Linked DNA regions of Homo sapiens: region 2 is linked to region 1. Evidence: chromatin contacts called from ENCODE Hi-C or POLR2A ChIA-PET data. All regions are on one chromosome and are shown on one strand. The core of a region is the stretch at or near the end of the contact, and the rest is flanking DNA. Distances in the headings are between cores, read along the strand shown. Region 1 holds the start of MATCAP2 (microtubule associated tyrosine carboxypeptidase 2). Region 2 has its middle 85 kb from the start of ANLN.

What was found. Hi-C counts contacts between places; a loop is a spot of excess contacts on that map. ChIA-PET counts read pairs that join two places held with the same protein, here RNA polymerase II (POLR2A). Pooled maps may share reads with other maps.
Region 2: a loop to region 1 is called in a pooled map, with 2.4 times the contacts of the local background. The contact joins the enhancer-like site here to the promoter of MATCAP2 in region 1. A Hi-C loop is called at or near these places in 2 of 168 maps with a recorded cell type or tissue (CD4-positive, alpha-beta memory T cell and naive thymus-derived CD4-positive, alpha-beta T cell) and 6 of 50 pooled maps. POLR2A ChIA-PET finds 5 or more read pairs at or near these places in 1 of 52 experiments (activated T-cell).

Annotation. Positions count from the first base shown.
Region 1 is chr7:36,363,579-36,370,022 of GRCh38, forward strand. MATCAP2 (microtubule associated tyrosine carboxypeptidase 2) reads right to left here and starts at 3,662. Exons shown (of 7, transcript NM_001199706.2): 1 at 3,338-3,662. The coding sequence starts at 3,362. RefSeq lists a silencer at 3,312-3,411.
Region 2 is chr7:36,471,521-36,477,964 of GRCh38, forward strand. No RefSeq gene overlaps it. Among named protein-coding and RNA genes, the nearest start is that of ANLN, 85 kb to the left of the region's middle. Within about 2 kb of position 2,616, at least 2 of the 41 ENCODE cell types and tissues checked have a DNase peak (open chromatin) inside an H3K27ac peak, as active enhancers do.

The sequences.
Region 1 (6,444 bases), core at 2,412-4,911:
TTTTGTGGCTCAAATCAGTGTACAGTCACTATAATAGTGAGCTGATTTTCCTAGCAGTTGACAACATGGACTTTGGAATGGAGTTGTCTGGTATGAATCTTGGCTCTGTTTATTAATAGCTATTACCCTGACCAAGTTACATAACTTCTTTGTGCTACAGTTTCCTTATCTGTAAAATGGGATAATAATAATGCATACTTCATAGTATTATTGTAAGGATTTTAAAAGTGAATATGTGTGAAGTGCTGAGAACAGTGCTGGACTATAGGTAAGCAGCCTTTGTTAACTATTATTAGTATCACATTAAATATTATATTCAGCTCCTATAGAAACACCGCATGGAAAAATGTACATAGGGAAATATTCTGAATCATTAAATTTGAATTCCAAGGCAAATTTCATGTTAATAAGGTAATTAATCTATATTTTAGAATCAAGATTTTAGTGGCTTTGGTATAATAAACCCTTTTTTTTTTTTTAAATCCCGGAAGCTAAAGTAGAATCTTCTTCTTCTTTTTTTTTTTTTTGTGACAGGGTCTCACTCTGTGGCCAAGGCTGGAGTGCAGTGGCAATCCTGACTCACTGCAACCTCTGCCGCCTGGGCGCTCAAGTGATACTCCTGCCTCAGCCTTCCAAGTAGCTGGGACTACAGGCGCAGGCCATCATGCCCGGCTAATTTTTTAATTTTTTGTAGAGATAAGGTTTTGCCGTGTTGCCCAGGCTGGTCTTGAACTCCTGAGCTCAGGTAATCCGCCTGCTCTCCGCCTCACAAACTGCTGGGATTACAAGTGTGAGCCACTGCACCCAGCCTCAGAACCTTCTTCTTTAAAAGGCCATGAGAAGTCAAAAAAACCTTTTCTGATTTGATTCCATTTTTAAACAGCATAGATAGCATATACTAATAAGTCAAAAGTGGGTAAGATATTATATAGGAAGGATTTCAGAAACAAGTAATTGCTTCATTCCTGAAATATAAAATGAGTCTGTTCTATATTTGTAACGACTTTTAGAGCTGAAAAAAAAATGAACACATTTCCATCAGTACTCTTACCACAATCAAGTTCTGCTAACCAGAAAGAAGAACATGGCCATCTCAGATATCAATGAATCGTGAGGGAATGACCAGGGGAGAGGAGGGCATGTTTTCAGCTTAACTCTCTACATGAAGTTTCTGGCTGTCCAAACTGGGTTTTTCTGATATCGCAGTGAAATGCTGGGCACAGGGCTCTAGAATTATTTCAAGCAGTTAAGTATATTTAAGAGAGAAAGTAGTCTGAAAAATGACCCAGTTATTTTTAAAGGAATTGTAAATTAGAGGCTTGCATGGTCTCAAATGGCTATTTGAACTTTATTGTACTATAGAAATTCACTGCCAAATTGTCTACCTCAGGGTTTGCAAACATACAGGGTTGGATTCATAAATGTACTGCCACTAAATTATAGGAAGGGAAATGAGACAAGAGGAGTGGGTCTACTACTTTCTAAAGTATCTCTTCTCAAACTTCTAACTCAACATGTTGACATATCAAGAGATCACTCTGCATGACTAATTGATCATAGTATCTACTTTCTAATACTAATATTAATTTATTTGTATCTCTACAATGATTGTTATGGTTTGGGAAAATAATTTTAATCTATGTGATTTCTCAATGAAATAATGTGCACTGTGACAGAATCTATATTTTTCTTCAAGGCATTGATTCTCATGGAGAAGGAGATGTTGCCCTACCCCTCACCCCTGCCCAATTGTGATTTTTAGTTGTCACAATTATGGGGGCGGGGCAGAGAACAGCATCCCACAAGGAAGAACTATCTTGTCCAAAGTTAACAGTGCTAGGCTGGGCACAGTGGTTCATGCCTATAATCCCAGCACTTTGGGAGGCGGAGGTGTGAGGATCACCTGAGGTCAGGAGTTCCAGACCAGCCTGGCCAACATGGTGAAACCCTGTCTCTATTAAAAATACAAAAATCCGGCGGGCGTGGTAGCATGCGTCTGTAATCCCAGCTACTCGGAGGCTGAGGCAGGAGAATCGCTTGAACCTGGGAGGTGGAGATTGCAGTGAGCAGAGACAGCGCCACTGCACTCCACCCTGGGCGACAGAGCGAGACTCCGTCTCAAAAACAACAACAACAACAAAGTTAATGGTGCGGAGGTTGAGAAACCTTGCTCCATATTTAGGAGGTATGGTACTTTTAAGTAACTTTTGACATTTTAATTGTGTTTTAAGATGAAAGTAGCATCTACATCAAATCACATTTTTAAAAATTCTAATGCCAATTAAAGTTGCCTTTTCGATCTCAGATCCTGGAACTATGTTTCCTGTCAACATAAATGATATACATCGTGGCAACGTCATGATTTGTGACTGCACAAATCTACTCCGTATAACACTGAACGTGAAATAAAACAGTATAAAATTAAAATCATAAATATTTTCACTGGAAAGAGGTTTGGTTTTTCAGTTAGAATGCTCACAGAAAAATAGTCTGGTAGGTACTGCATTGCTCTAAAATGTAAAATTCCGGCTTTATTTTGGCACTAGTTTGAGGAGTATTTCCCTTTACTCCGTTGTTCTTCGTCATAATTCTGAACTGCCAAAACCCTGCTTGCAGAAATGTTTGCGTACAGAATCAAATGCTGGGAAAATGGCCTAGAAAATTACTCTAATATTATGTAAGGTTTTTTTTAATAGCTAACACGCATAGCGATTTACAAATAATAAGAGTCAAGTTCTGTGCTCCCAGAGATTGAACTGAATTTAAAAAAATGCAGGTAAACTTCCAGACTTTCTGACCTGGGGTCTGTTTAAAGACCCATGTTTTACACTTGGTATAATCCGTACTGTAAAATGGCCTATTAATAATATCAACTCAAAACGTTCTCACTGTTTAAGAATAAAAGCATACACACACAAATATACACAGTATAAATAATGAAATATACAGATGTGTTCTTTCGCTTAGCTTATTTTTTCTGAACATTCTAGAAAATTATGAAGCTTAATCACACACCTAGCGTGTTTTGAAATAGGATTTAACAATCTTTGGATTGTACCTTTGTAAGACCAGCAACCGGTCTAATATTACAATCTTTTCCACGAGATTCCACAGCAGGTACTTACTGATAATAAGTGACGAAAGGATAAGGGGCCGATTTCTCTCTTCCCTCCACAGGTTTTTCGCGAGCGCCTCCTGCGCGCCCCGAAGGGGTCGGGGCGCAGGGTGGAGTCCCGAGCGGCGCGCCCAGCCGGTGGCTACCATTACCTGAGCCCCGGGCGGCGGGACCCCGGTCCGCCCCGCACCCCCGCCGCGGCCAGCCCTTCCCGGCACTCACCCGTCACGCGAATGGACTCCAGCATCGTCGCCCCGAGGCCCGGGGCGGCGGGCTCCGCGGGCTCAGGGGAAAGGGCCGCGCAGGGGCGGGCGGCCTCTAGCCTCTGACCCGGGCCTCGGTGGCGGGGGCGCGGCGGGAGGCGGCTCTCCGCTACCTGGAGCAGGATAAGGAGGGTAAGGGCGGACGAAGACGTACCGACACTGACTGTGAGCAGCGCTTCCACCAGCCCGTAGCTACTGGAAGGTACACACGGCGGCCTTACGGTGCCCAGCAGCGCTTAGAACCTGCCACCGTGACGTAGCCGCTCCGCCGGTTGCTAGGAAACTGCCCCCGGGGTCCGCGCGCGCTGCGCTTCACGGAGCCTGCGCGCCGCTGGGGGCGCTCGTGCGACGAAGGCCCGCGGGCGGCGAGAGAGAGTGGGAGGAACTACAACTCCCGGCGTGCACAGCGCGGGCCAGTGCCTCCGGGGCTTGTGGCTGTGCCCGCGAGCGCGCTGGGGTCTCCAGCCAGTGGGTAACGCATATTGACTGATCTTTCAGAGACGTTTGTACCCGTTCAAAGGTGACTTAACTCCATGGTGCGCTGTGACACTCGGCCCTAGCTGCAAATAGCAAAGCCAGTCTACCCGTCCTTCCCCTTACGAGGTGCGGGGAAGCTAAAACACGTTTAGGATGAGCTAGTAAGAGTGGAAAGTGCAGGAGGCTCAATGACCACTTGACGGTACCTCAGCATACTATCCTTAATGCTGAAATTCACATTTTAGCTTGTGATTGTGCAATTGATAGGGGCTGAATGTTATTTTCAGTTTATTATTCATTTTCACATTAGCAAGTATGAAAATTTAATCTTTTACAATAACCATGGGAGGCGGGCCACGGTGGCTCATGCCTGTAATCCTCGCACTTTGGGAGACCAAGGCGGGTGGATCGCTTGAGGCCAGGAGTTGGAGACCAGCCTGGGCCACATGGCGAAAACCCATCTCTACTAAAAACACAAAAAGTGAACAAATCGTGGTGGCACACTTCTGTAGTCCCAGCTACTCGGGAGGCCGAGGTGGGAGGATTGCTTGAGTCCGAGAGGTGAGAATGTAGTGAGCCATGATCGCGCCACTGCACTCCAGCCTGGGTGACAAAGTGAGACTAAAAAAAAAAAAAAAGTACGGTGGGAATGGGAAATGTAGACTAAACCATTCAACAAACATTTTTTGAGACCCTAACGTGTGCAAGGTTCTGAGGCAGGCTTTGAGGATATCAAGGGAAATGAAATAAGCCTAGCGGAGCTTACAGTTTAGGAGGAGCTGAGATAGTGCTGGCAACTGTCAGTCTTCAGACAGTTAAATTTTCTCTTCATCCTCAAGGCTAAGACATGGAAATAATTGGGGTGTGTTTTCAAACTCAGGAACAAAAGAAAGTTGAATATCAGGACCGTCACACCCTGAGAATGACAGGCAACTTGTGAGAAATTGTGTCTTTTTCATCACTTAGGAGAGAACAATGGAAATGTAACTATATCACAAAAACTGGATAACCTCACTTCATATTCTGTCTTCAAATCCTGTGACTACTGTTTTCGAAATACATCCAGAATCTAGCCACTTGCTACCACTCTGGTTCAAGCCACCACCACCTCTTGTCTGGATTATGGCAGTCTTCTAGACAGTCTCTGTATTCCCACCCTACCCTCTTTCACACTGTTCTCAAAACTCATTGGCCAGAGTGAACCTGTGAAAAAATCAGATCATGTCACTCTGTTCAAAATCTTCAGTGGCTTCCTTTCCTGTGAAGTCCTTTATGACCTAGCCTCCTGTCACCTCTTTGATCTCATCCCCAACTACTTCCTCCCCGATGGATACACTGGCCTCTTTGATATTCCTCAATTCCAGGCACTATTTCACCTCAAGGCCTTTGCAACTTGGAATCCTCCCTGCGTGGAATGTTCTTCCCTCAGATATCCGCAGGACTAGCTCCCTTACTTCCTCAGGACTTAATCCAAATGTCACCTCTTCGTGAGCCCTTCCCTGGCCACTCTATTTAAAATTCTACTCCTTCATATTTCCTATAGCCCTTCTCTGCTTTATTTTTTTTACTTAGCACTTAACATTATCTAATTTATTATATATTTTATTGATTTATCATGACTGTTGTCTGTCTCCATCCCTAGAATAAAATTTCCACAAGTGCAGTGATTTTTGTTTGTTCACTGCTATATTCCCACACCAAGAAGAGTGGCTGGCATGTAGTAGGTCCTTAATAAATATTTGTGAATTAATGAATAAGTAGACAACAGAAAGTGTGTGCATTTTCAATGATAACTAAAATAATATAGAATTATATCAAATGGACCAATAGACGAAGAACAAATCTGCTTTGAGTTAAAACACTTGCTATAGTAATGAGCAATGAATCTGCTGCATTTGTAAGAGTAGTAATTCTTGCAACATATGTCCTAAGGAAAAAGGCTCTAAATTAACCATGCTGTTGGCTTCCTTATATACCCAGAATTCTGAAAGCTGTTTTCCAAGTTTGCTATAAATGCATCTATTACCTCTACAAATTTCTAGTTTTTAAAGTCACAGTCACTGCAGTTTAAGAGCTATTTCTCAAAAAAGAAAGCCTCCTAAAAGATGTTACCAAGTCATATGTTCAGTGCTTTTACTAAAGTATGTTTAATCATATTGCCTATTTTCATTATATTTTAAGTAACCAAGATACATATTATCTTCCTCATTCCACAGGTATTTATTTATATAGAAGACACTGGGCTTGGTGTTTTTGGAGTACATAACAAAAGATGATACCTATCCTCAAGGACAGTCCTGACTAGCAGGGAAGATTTTCTATAAAATACATATATGTGTGTATATATATATACATGTATACATACATATAAAAATTAGAAAATGATGTGCATTCTAATTTCAACACTTCACTACAATTAAGAATTCCAAAAATAAACAAATTTGATGCCTCTGTAGTTAGCCTACCTGGAATATTATATCATTCTTTACTTTTATAATTATTTTTATGTTCACCCTACCAATATTTTCTTGTGGATAATTTTTAAATATCTTTAGTGATAAGCACCATATAAAGGTATTTATAATGTAA
Region 2 (6,444 bases), core at 1,366-3,865, 110 kb after region 1:
AGACCCTCTGTTTAAAAAAAAATTTCATATGTCTTTTCTTCAAATTTAAACCTAATTATTAGACTAAACTTATTATTAAACTAAATTATAAGACTAAATGTTTTAACTTATTTAGGAATATCTTTTATTTTATAATTTTTCCATTGCTCATACTTCTATAGCATTACTCATTTGACTAATGATGAATGATAACAAATACATATAGCTGTAAAATGTTAAAATATGTTTAAATTTTTTTTCTGACTATCATAGTGGCAAGTGATTTTTGTTTTTTTGGTAGACTTACCTTGTATTCCTTCAGTTTTATATTTTTCTGGATGGGACATCCTTTTGGGAGGTTTATTAAATGGTTACAACTTTTTTTTTTTTTTTGAGACAGAGTCTTGCTCTATTGCCCAGGCTGGAGTGCAGTGGTGCAATCTCAGCTCACTGCAACCCCTGCCTCCTGGGTTCAAGTGATTCTCGTGCTTGAGCCTCCTGAGAAGCTGGGATTATAGGTGCCCACCACCATGCCTGGCTAATTTTTGTATTTTTTTAGTAGAGACTTGGTTTCACCATGTTGGTGAGGCTGGTCTCGAACTCCTGACCTCAAGTGATCCACCCGCCTTGGCCTCCCAAAGTGCTGGGATTACAGGTGTTAGCCACCGTGCCTGGCCTAAAGGGTTACAATTTAAACAATAAAGTGGAACCCTCATTATTTGTCAACAGCACCACATCAAACATCACTGGGGGCCAGGAATTCTGCTGATGTTGTTCTCATTGTAGGACTGCCAGCCTATTCACTTTCATCACTGACAGAGAGGCCAAAAGTGGCACCATGCAATGGGCACATGGGAGGATTGCTTTTCAAATGTTTACTTCCACTTTGAGGGAATCCGGGAGAACAAGACCAATTATAGTTTGCCAGTAAGGTAAGAAAATAAATGTAGAAATCCGAGCCAACTGGCACAATATTTCCTCCTATTTCAGTGATATCTTGGTGCTTATTATGGGTTGGCCACCAGACAGGCTTGTCCCTTGATCTAGTTATGCCCTCAGCCTCTGCACTGGCCACCTTTCCTTCCTGGTACCCAGTATCCTGATAGTCTGTCTCCTGCACCCCATGACACAGCTCTCAGTGTCTTCATTCACACTCAGGTACAAGTGTCTGATAATAGCATAAAGAATTCTATCATGCTCAGGGTCAGGTTCCAGCCCCAGCTGAGGGCTGAGGGGAGTGGGTGGATGTAGGGCAGGGAGCTGGAAGAACACTTGAGAGACAGCAGGTAGATGGGAGATGGCTTTATTCAGCAGCTCCTTCACAGAGTCAGTGTTACATTTATGCACCACACAAACAATAGTGCCTGAGAGCCAGGTGATGAGCTTCTCTATGTTATGTCTACATGCTTATGATTATATAAACATGGGACTGTGTGCCTGCACCACAAACCTGCTGGATCATCCAAGCTGTTTACCTGGGCCTATGCCTGCTGCCCTGTGCCTGCTTGGCTGCAGCACAGCCATGTTCCTTACACTACACCCCCTAGGCCGAGGGGATCCTCTTGGTGGGGACCCCTGCATATACAGCAGCACCCTGGACCCACAGGCCACAGCAACAATACAGAGAGCAAAAACCTACCACTAATATTCCTGCTATGCTACCTATGATTATGAGAGCCCAACATAGGCCAGAGCCCAGAGATGCCCACCATCTCTGAAGGGGGTCGTCAGTAAGGTGCTCAATCACCTTAATCTCCTGTGACACCCTTTGTAAAGCTGCTGTTATGTTCCGGTGGTTGTCAGGTATAAATGTACAACGTTGTGTCCCTACAAGGGCACAGGTGCCACCTTGGGTAGCTGTGACTGTGTCTAAAGCCATCTGGTTTTGTAGCACCACCTTCCTGATCTGATCAACTTCATCAGTTAACAAAAGGAGAGCAACTCAGGTGTCATTCAGAGCACGAGCTGTGTGCTCTGCAAAGGCTGTAACCTGCTTTTCTACAGTAATGACTTTTACTCCAGGGATAGTTATTGCTAAGGGATAGAACCACCAGGGGGCCCCCTGCCCTCGCAAAAAGCGGGAATGCAGTGCCTCCTAATAATGCCAGCAACTAGGCAATGGGGGAAACACAGTGGCAGGCACATTGGGCCACCCCAGGTACAACATCTGGTCCAACTGGATGGCAGACATGGCCATCCTGTGTCCCCACAGACCCATAAACTCCCAGGGGGCACGAAGTCCATGGGGGGGGCCCAGCCTTGGTAAGGCTGCTTGTTCCACCACACCCTTGGTGTGGTGACATGTGTTGTGTTTGCACAAACCTCAGTAGGCAGCCATCCCACAGTGACTTTTCCCCGGTGCTGCTCTATGCATTGTGGCACCTGCGATGGGGGCACCACGTGATCTCCTATTAGCCAGCCCCATCCATCATGGACACTATGAGTCAGCCAGGGGGCAGGCTTGCCATGGTTTTGCAACACCCCTGTCCAAAGCCCGCTGTGTTGCATCCCACCCATTGTCCATGGGATCCCAAGTCTCTAGTGATGTTCAGTTCTGCACAGAAGCTGGATGCACGTGACAAGGCAAGCTGTCCGCAGCTGCTGCTGGGAGGGCAGTGCAGATGCAACAGTTGGAGACATTGGTCACCTCAGTGTAGGCGTGGGCCCAATCCACAATGCTGTTGGAGCATGCCAAACTACAGCTGGAACAACAAAGCAGGCACAGGTACTAACAGGGACAAATCACGTCCCTCAGGCAAAATACAGGCCAACTTTTCATCTCTGGATAACAATGTAGCCGTCAAGGGCTTCTGCCCTGGGCTATGATACCACACCTTCTCAGCTCCCCATGGTTCTTTTGGGTCCTGTACCCGTGCCAAAATCAAAGGGGAGCTCATAATAGGCCACACAGACAGTACATATGTCCCCCAGAGAAGGGTCCCTTCCCTGGCTGGTTTCTCGGGAAACATCTTAGACCACACAAAGGAAAGCTCTAGCGTGCATGTGCCAGATAACATTATGAATCACCTTCTTTGACCACTTCCTGACTCCTTAATCTGCCTTGCTGCTAACCTTCCAAAATCCTGTTTTTGATGCCTTTTCTTCCGTTTTCATCTTGGCCCCTCTGGGTTGAGTGCTTGACTCTATTTGGCTTCTGTCGGCAGTAATTCTGACTCTTCTCTCTGGCCAAGCTCCCTCAGGTGAGGACCCTTCCTGCTTTCACTTGACCTCCTAGTTTGGCTTTTTCAGGCCTGGGAGTGGGGTCTGGGCAGTATGTGAAGCCAAGCCAGGATATGCATAGAGAGCCCATGCTAGGGTAATGCATTAAGAATCTGTTTAAAAGACCATTGGCTTATCTCCTGGACAGCTAAACCCACAGTGATATATACTGTTAGAGCCTTCCAACATCCATCTCCCCACCCCTTTGTTTTAACATCAGAGTCACTATATAACTGGGGCAGAGAGTGGAGCAGTGAGGAAGAGAAGGATACTCTGACAGCAAAATTTAAGACTACATTTCTAGGTATGGCCATATGACTTAGTTCCAGCCAATGATATGTAAAGAAGACTCATTAAAAGGGGACCAACAACTAAGGAAGTGTTTTTTTTTCTTCTTCCTCTTTGGAATAAAGGCATGATGGCTGGAGCTGCAGTAGCCATATTGGATCAAGAGGATAGGTACCATGTGCTGAGGACAGTAAAGTATAAAGATAAACTCAGGTTCCTCATAGCTTAATGATGCCACCAAATCTTCTTAGACTATCTTTAGACTTATTTTATGTGAGAGAATAAACCTCTATGGGTTTAAGCCATTGTCACTTTTGGATTTCTGTCATATGTTGTAAAACCTAAGCTAATCATATATACTAACACCTTCTCTTTTCCTACTTTTATCTTGTTGCCACCTTCAAAAAAAGAGAGGAGTATTTTATTAATGATGGCAACCTGTGGTTTTGGATTGCTTTTCTAAGCGGTTGCTGCCACCATTGCTGTTGAAGCAAAAGTGAAGCACATTGTTTTGGTACAGTTGTAATACTCCCTGTGGCCACAGACTCCAAATCTCAGGTACTTAAGACATTGACATCTACTAGAAATATGTAAGTATTAGTCCTTACCTCCACTCTGTACCCGTGGTGGTGTGTCCTGTGTGGAAAATGTGCATACAGTCTTTGCATACAAGTTTCTGAATCACTTTTTCAAAGTCATTGTGAAAACATATGATCTTTAGTGGGATTCCTGGGTGTTAGCTGAGAACGTTCAGCCTATTGTTCAGATTCATACTTCCCTTGGCCCCCAACTTTTTAATATAAAAAATATTCAAAAATATATAAAAGTTGAAAGAATGTTACAATTCATATTCATATCCTCACCACCAAGTGTCAATAGTTGTTAATATTTTGTTATTTCACTTTATCTGTATACCCACACAGATTTAAAGCTAAATCTGTATCTAGAGTGACACTGTTTTTGGTTATCCATTTGAAAGTGAGTTGCGGACATCATTTTTTCACTATTAACGTATCCTGAATTTCCAAATTGTGTTCTACGTGGTCATGAGAGTGCCAAAGGCAGATTCCTAGGTGTTTTCAGCCCAAGAGTATGTGTGGCTTAGAAGCCCTTCAGCCTCAATATGGGCCATATCAGGAAGGATGCTTTGGGACTGTTACAAAGTGTATAGCAAAGATACTTGAAAAAAAGAAACCTGTACTCTTTTTGTTGTTGTTGCTGGTGTAGGGAAATATCTGCTTTGTTCCTAAAATACTGTAAGTTCAGCAAAATTCCACCAAATCAGTTTGAAAATATCTGAGCGATGATGTTGACTACTGGTTATTTCTGGAAAGCCTTTATTTATTCATTTATAATTTTAAAAAAATTAAAAAAAATTTTAGGTTCAGGGGTACATGTGCAGGTTTGTTATATAGGTAAATTGCGTGTCACAGGGGTTTGGTGTACAGATTATTTTGTCACCCAAGTAATAAGCATAGTACCCAATAGGTGGTTTTTCAGTCATCTCCCTCCTCCCACCTTCCATACTCGCATAGGCCCTGATGTCTCCTGTTCCCTTCTTTGTGTCCATGTGTACTCAATGTTTAGCTCCCACTTACGTATGAGAACATGCGGCATTTGGTTTTCTGTTCCTGCATTAGTTCACTTAGGATAATGACCTCCAGCTCCATCCATGTTGTTGCAGAGGACGTGGCCTTGTTCTTTTTTTTAAGGCAGTGTAGTGTTTCATGGTGTATATATACCACATTTTCTTTATCCAGTGTACTGTTGATGGGTATTTAGGTTGATTCCATGTCTTTGCTATTGTGAATAGTGCTATGATGAACATATGCATGCATGTATCTCTATGGTAGAATGATTTATATTCCTTTGGGTATATACCCAGTAATAGGATTGCTGGGTCAAAGGAAATTTCTGTTTTAAATTCTTTGAGAAATCACCACAGTGCTTTCCATAACGGCTGGACGAATTTTCATTCCCACCAGCAGTGTATAAGCACTCCCTTTTCTTTGTAACCTTGTCAGCATCTGTTATTTTTTGACTTTTTAATAATAGCCATTCTGACTGGTGTGATTTGCATTTCTCTAATGATTAGTGATGTTGAGCATTTTTTCATGTGCTTGTTGGCTGTGTATGTATCTTCTTTTAAAAAGTGCCTGTTCATGTTCTTTGCTCTCTTTCTTATGGGTTTTTTGTTGCTTGTTAATTTAAGTTCCTTATAAATTCTGAATATTAGACCTTTGTCAGATGCATAGTTTGCAATATTCTTTCCCATTCTGTAGGCAGACTGTTTACCCTGTTGATAGTTTTTCTCTGTGCAGAAGCCCTGTAGTTTAACTAAGTCCTATTTGTCAATTTTTGTTTTTGTTGAAATTGCTTTTGGTGTCTTTGTCATGAAATTTTTGCCAGGGCCTATGTCCAAAATTGTATTTCCTAGATTATCTCCCAGGGTTTTTACAGTTTTTGGTTTTACATATACAGCTTTAACCCATCTTGAGTTGATTTTTGTATATGGTGTAAGGAAGAGGTCTAGCTTCAATCTTTGGTATATGGCTAGCCAGTTATCCCAGCAACATTTATTGAATAGGGAGTTCTTCTCCCATTGTTTGTTTTTGTCATCTTTGTCAAAGATCAGATGGTTGCAGGTGTTCAGCTCTATTTCTGGGCTCTCTATTCTGCTCCATTAGTCTATGTGTCTGCTTTTGTACCAGTACTATGCTGTTTTGGTTACTGTAGCCCTGTAGCATAGTTTGAAGTCAGGTAATGTGATGCTTCCAGCTTTGCTCTTTTTGCTTAGGATTGTCTTGACTATTTGAGCTGTTTTTTGGTTCCATATGAATTTTAAAATAGTTCCTTCTAATTCTGTGAAGAATGGCATTGATAGTTTGATAGTAATAGCATTGAATCTGTTAATTGCTTTGGGCAGTATGACCATTTTAATGATATTGATTCTTCCTA